2 separate regions of the Homo sapiens genome follow, and region 1 is linked to region 2. Evidence: chromatin contacts called from ENCODE Hi-C or POLR2A ChIA-PET data. All regions are on one chromosome and are shown on one strand. The core of a region is the stretch at or near the end of the contact, and the rest is flanking DNA. Distances in the headings are between cores, read along the strand shown. Region 1 overlaps CLIC4 (chloride intracellular channel 4). Region 2 overlaps LINC02800 (long intergenic non-protein coding RNA 2800).

The links. Hi-C counts contacts between places; a loop is a spot of excess contacts on that map. ChIA-PET counts read pairs that join two places held with the same protein, here RNA polymerase II (POLR2A). Pooled maps may share reads with other maps.
Region 1: a loop to region 2 is called in a pooled map, with 3 times the contacts of the local background. The contact joins two enhancer-like sites. A Hi-C loop is called at or near these places in 1 of 168 maps with a recorded cell type or tissue (OCI-LY7), 19 of 37 single-sample maps with no recorded cell type and 7 of 50 pooled maps. POLR2A ChIA-PET finds 5 or more read pairs at or near these places in 2 of 52 experiments (A673 and activated B cell).

The regions. Positions count from the first base shown.
Region 1 is chr1:24,747,500-24,750,199 of GRCh38, forward strand. The region is part of intron 1 of CLIC4 (chloride intracellular channel 4); the gene reads left to right. Among named protein-coding and RNA genes, the nearest start is that of CLIC4, 3.4 kb to the left of the region's middle. RefSeq lists a silencer at 1,981-2,060. Within about 2 kb of position 1,297, at least 4 of the 41 ENCODE cell types and tissues checked have a DNase peak (open chromatin) inside an H3K27ac peak, as active enhancers do; they include OCI-LY7, where a contact is called at or near this core.
Region 2 is chr1:24,202,124-24,204,880 of GRCh38, forward strand. LINC02800 (long intergenic non-protein coding RNA 2800) reads left to right here. Exons shown (of 3, transcript NR_027087.2): 2 at 341-476. Among named protein-coding and RNA genes, the nearest start is that of LINC02800, 3.3 kb to the left of the region's middle. Within about 2 kb of position 1,453, at least 5 of the 41 ENCODE cell types and tissues checked have a DNase peak (open chromatin) inside an H3K27ac peak, as active enhancers do; they include OCI-LY7, where a contact is called at or near this core.

The DNA.
Region 1 (2,700 bases), core at 47-2,546, 550 kb after region 2:
CTCCAGCCTGGGCAACAGAGTAAGACTCCATCTCAAAAAAAAAAAAAAAAAAGAAAGAAAGGAAGGGTGGTGGGTGGAAAACAGCATGGAGAAGGGAAACAAGTGGGCCAGAGATGAGTTAAAAAAAATTTTTACTGAGTGAGGAATAGGAAGGAATTTCCATAAACTCAAAAAAAGTGCATCCATGAATAATCTGTAAAACATGATACTTAACGGTGAAACTTTAGAACAGTATTAAACTTAGAATAAGCTACTATCGGGCCGGGTGAGGTGACTCACACCTGTAGCATTTTGGGATGCCGAGATGGGGAGATCACTTGAGGCCAGGAGTTCGAGACCAGCCTGGCCAACATGGTGAAACCCTGTCTCTACTAAAAATAGAAAAATTAGCCAGGCATGGTGGTGGGCCCAGCTATTCGGGAGGCTGAGGCATGAGAATCGCTTGAACCGGGGAGGCAAAGGTTGGAGTGAGCCAAGATCAAGTCACTGCACTCCAGCCTGGGCGACAGAGTGAGACTTCGTCTCAAAAAAAAAAAAAAAAAGATAAAGCTATTATCAGTTATGGCTCTATTCAGTATTCTATTATTCTATTGGAGGAGCTAATCAAAGAAGACAAGAAAAATTAAGTATCTGAATTAGGAAGAGATCAGTGATTAATGCCCTGCTTACTATTAATTTCATCTTTCAGTTAGAATAGCAGAGGGGCGTGTGCAGTTTTCCAAACTTGAGTCACTTGCATCCCCTTTCTGTTTTTCATATTTGTGTTGAGAACCACTGAAAATCATCCTTCCTACCACTAGTTGTAAGCCTTTCTCATTGGGCTTGGTGGCAGAGAATCAGGGTTCAAGTCACAGTTCTTTACTCCTTGGTTGGGTGACCCTAGGCAGTTTGTTTTCACTCTTTAAGCCTTGTTTGTCTCATTTGTGAAATAAGAAATGTTTTCTGCTACCCAGTGATTCAACATAGGCAAACTTTGCACTGATACAGATCAGGTTTTTTGTTTTTTTTTTTTTTTTTTTTTTTAATGAGATGGTGTCTCGCTCTGTCACCCTGGCTGCTGGAGTGCAGTGGCGCGATCTCGGCTCACTGCACCCTCTGCCTCCCAGGTTGAAGTGATTCTTCTGCCTTTGCCTTCCGAGGAGCGCATGCACCACTACGCCTGGCTGATTTTTGTATTTTAGAAGAGACTGGGTTTTACCATGTTGGCCAGGCTGGTCTCAAACTCCTGACCTTAAGTGATCTGCCTGCCTTGGCCTCCCAAAGTGCTGGGATTACAGGCTTGAGCCTCTGTGCTTGGCCCCTAGACCAGTTTGTTTGAAAGGGGAAAAAAGGACAGGTAAAATGTGGTAAAGGGCATTCTTGATCTCTTCTCAAAACCTACGTGTGGGAAATGCAAATGGGGGAAATACCCTTGTAAATATAGTTATTTTGAAAGCAGTGGACCAGGTGTGGTGGCACACTCCTGTAATCCCAGCCTTTTGGGAGGCGGAGGGGGGTGGATCACTTGATGTTGAGACCAGCCTGGGCAACATGGCGAAACCGCATTTCTACTAAAAATACAAAAATTAGCCACGCATAGTGGTGCATGGCTGTAATCCCAGCTACTCGGGAGACTGAGGCAGGAGAATTGCTTGAACCTGGGAGGCGGTGGTTGCAGTGAGCCGAGATAGTGCCACTGCACCCCAGCCTGGGTGACAGAGCAAGACTCCATCTCAAAAAATAAAAATTAAAAAAAAAAAAAAGAAAGTAGAGAGGGTGCAGAGGCTGTGGTTGTCCAGAGTGGTATGTTGAACAGTGTTAACCTGCCAAGAGGTATCTGAGTTTGTAAAAGAAAACTATTTACAGTTGAAGCACATAGCATGTATGGAAATTAGAAATTTGGTGGTGGCGCTAGGGGAAAGGCCAAGAGATGTAATGGGGCTTTGAGCCTACCTGTCTAGCTAGCACTGAGCTTCACATTTAAGAGAGAGAGATGAGCACCTTCTCAAATAGTATGACTGAACTCACAGCTGCATTTCCTTCCTTGTGAGTAGTTTTTGGAGTTGTCTGCCTGTGAGCCCATTAACTCCCTGTCATCTATATAACAGCAGGATGGTTTTTTTGGTTTGTTTTTGTTTTGTTTTACCCTCAACATCTGGAGGATAGATAGGATGCCCTCTCAAAAGTAAAAAAGGCAGCTGGGCTGTGGTGGCTCACGCCTGTAATCCTAGCACTGTAGGAGGCCAAGGAGGATGAATCTTTTGAGCGCAGGAGTTCTAGACCAGCCTGGGCAACATGGCGAGACCCTGTCTCTACAAAAACTATTAAAAAAATTGCCAGGCACAGTGGCTCACGCCTGTAATCCCAGTACTTTGGGAGGCTGAGGCAGGCGGATCTCTTGAGCCTAGGAGTTCGAGACCAGCCTGGGCAACGTAGCAAAACCCCATCTCTACAAAAAATATAAAAAATTAGCTGGGTGTGGTGATACATGCCTGTGGTCCCAGCTGAGGTGGGAGGATTCCTTTAGCCTGGGAGGCAGAGGTTGGCTGTGAGCCGTGATCGTGCCACTGCACTCCAGCTTGGGTGAGACCCTATCTCTAAATAAATAAGTAAGTAACTAAGCTGGGCCTGGTGGCCCACGCCTGCAGCCCTAGCCCTAGAGGCTGCGGGTGGGAGGATTGTTTGAGCCCAGGAGTTCGAGGCTGCAGTGAGCTTATGATC
Region 2 (2,757 bases), core at 203-2,702:
TGATTGCCCTGGCAGAGGCCTAGACTTTTCTTCCTGGTACAATAAACCAAGCTCTTGGCTCCTCCCAGACAGCAGTGTCTCAGCTTTCTTCCTGGGACTGGTCCTCTCTTCTCAGATCCAGTTCCTGGCCTCCTCCTGCTTATAGCCTCCAGCCAAGCTGCTGAATCTGGCAACCCAGGCCCTGGCCAACCTTTCCTTCTTGTCCAGGCCCCTAGCGGCCGCCAACTTCCCCAAAGCCAGCAGGCACGTGCAGGACATGCCAGCTTGGAATAGGTTTCCTGCGCCCTCTCTCTTCCCCCTCAACTCTGTAAAATCCCTTTTTTTGATTCCTCCTCTTCAGAGATGGAGCCGGGCAGGACTAACCCTGCTGTGCAGATGGAATAAAAGGCAGGGACCTGTTCCACGATGCTCCCAAGCTCAGATCACAGCGAGCTAAAGGGAACCTGGGAGGTGGGTCTCCTAAGCCTCAGGCACAGGTGAGTCACTCGCCACTCAGACCACACTCATCTTTCAGACTCAGGTGTTCACTGGGGGCTCAGTGGGCATCTTCTGTCTTTCGGCCCTGTGCTGGGCACAGGGCTTGACTAAGATGGAGGGAGACCGTGCTGAGCCTCGGGAGGCTGAGACACGGGCTGGGCCTCGAGACGGGGAGATGGGGGCTGAGCCTCAGGAGGCTGAGATGGGGCTCGGCTGGGGGATGGCTGCTGTGGATCATAACAGATAGACAGTTCTACCTACCCTGTGATAGGGGATGGGCAGCCAGGGTGCTGTCAGAGGACAGATTTCTGGATGCTTGTGGAGACCCATGAAACCACAGGCTCCCTAAAGCACGTGTCTTTTTAAAAGGGTCCATCTTGGATCCATCTTTCCCCACACTCACCGTTGAACATGATTCTCCAGCCCTCTATAGCCTCAATATCCCTCTCTTGGCCAAATAGAATCTCTTTCCTGATTCCCCCATCCCCCGCCAGGGCATACATCCCCACCTCCCACACACCCCTGCTGCCCACACATCCCTGCTGCCCACACACCCCTGCTGCCCACACACCCCTGCTGCCCACACACCCCTGCTGCTTAGCATCAGGTGAACTTCTGGGAAGGCCCTGGAAAGGGCCCAGCAGGTGGGGGAGCAGCCTCTGAACCACCTCCCTTTCTTCCCCGTGCCCTCCTGCCTCAGCCACCATCTCCTTCCATGTACCCCTCCCTTCATTCTTCCTCTTGGCGTGGCATCCACAGCCTACAGAATATCTGTCCCTAGCCCTTATCACTGTCCACTCCCAGCCTGGGTTTTGCATAAGGAAGATGCCAGGACTTATTGCTTGATAAACTCCAGCGTGCCTTTGCCTCCCTCCCTCCCTCCTTCCCTCCCTCCTGCCTACGAAATCTGCAATCTTTGGCATGTGTTTGTTACACGGAATGCCACCAGTGGGTCATCAGCTGTCACTGTGAACAAACAAGAAAAAGAAAATGCAAAGCAGGCCGCTGCTTGGTGTGCCGGTGCCCCAAACCACAATGGCACACCTGGTGGTTTTCGGTGGAAGGCGGCCTGGGTTCAGCCCACGTGTTGGCCTGGGGACATCGCATGAGTCAGCTGAGGTGGATAGTCGTTCTTATTTATGGTGATTAAAAATACCTCTGTTTTTCCTTTACATAAAAACAATACACATTAGCTGTAGAATAATTAGAACTAGAAACTTTGGCTGCAACAAACAAAAACCAAAGACGTACCTGTAACGCGCCCCCCCGCCGCCCCGACCCCCACCCACTCACGCACCTAGAAATGATCACTGTGAGCTGCTTGGGAGGTGCTCGCAGACCACATGCCTTTTTTTTTTTTTTTCACTTATACAAAATGAGCTCATACTGTACATATTGTTTTATAACCTGCCTTTTTTGTTGAACAATATATTGTGAGTAAAAACTGCTAACATTTCATTAGACTTACTGTGGGCCTGCCCTGTGCCAAGCACTTTGTTTGTACATCAAGGATGTCATTTAGTCAACCCTAAGAGGTCAACTATTTACTGCCCCCATTTTACAGAGAGGACATCGAAGGGTCAAGTACTCTGTCGAGACCAAGAGGCAGTAAGAGGTGGGAATCCCTGGCCTGGGAGGCGGAAGGCTCCAGCTTCTCAGTGACTGACAAGTCGCTCTCTGGTTCGGGGCCTCGGGCTTCTCATCTGTAAAGTAAGGGGTGCTGGGGCTGGGCCAGAACAGCCTTCTGCACTGGGGAGGGGGCAGCAGACCCCACTCCCACTTACAGAGGCCACCCCCTCTGAGGCCTGCCTTCCTCCTCATTCTGAGTCTGACTCCCACTAAGCCTCGTGCCGAGCACTGTTCTGAGTACTAATGAGGTATGTATTCTTTCTTTCTTTTTAATTTTTTTAGAGAGTGGGTCTTGCTTTGTTGCCCAGGCTAGAGTACAGTGGTGCAGTCACAGCTCACTGCAGGCTCAGCCTCCTGGGCTCAAGTAATCCTTCCACCTCGGCCTCCTGAGTAGCTCAAAATACATGCATGCTCCACCATGCTCAGCTGATTTTCTTTGAGATGGAACCTTCCTCTGTCACCCAGGCTGGAGGGTGGTGGCATGATCTCTGCTCACTGAAACCTCCACCTCCCAGTTCAAGGGATTCTCCTGCCTCCCGAGTAGCTGGGATTACAGGCCGGCACCACCACACCTGGCTACTTTTTGTATTTTTAGTAGAGGTGGGGTTTCACCATGTTGGCCAGGCTAGTCTTGAACTCCTGACCTCAAAT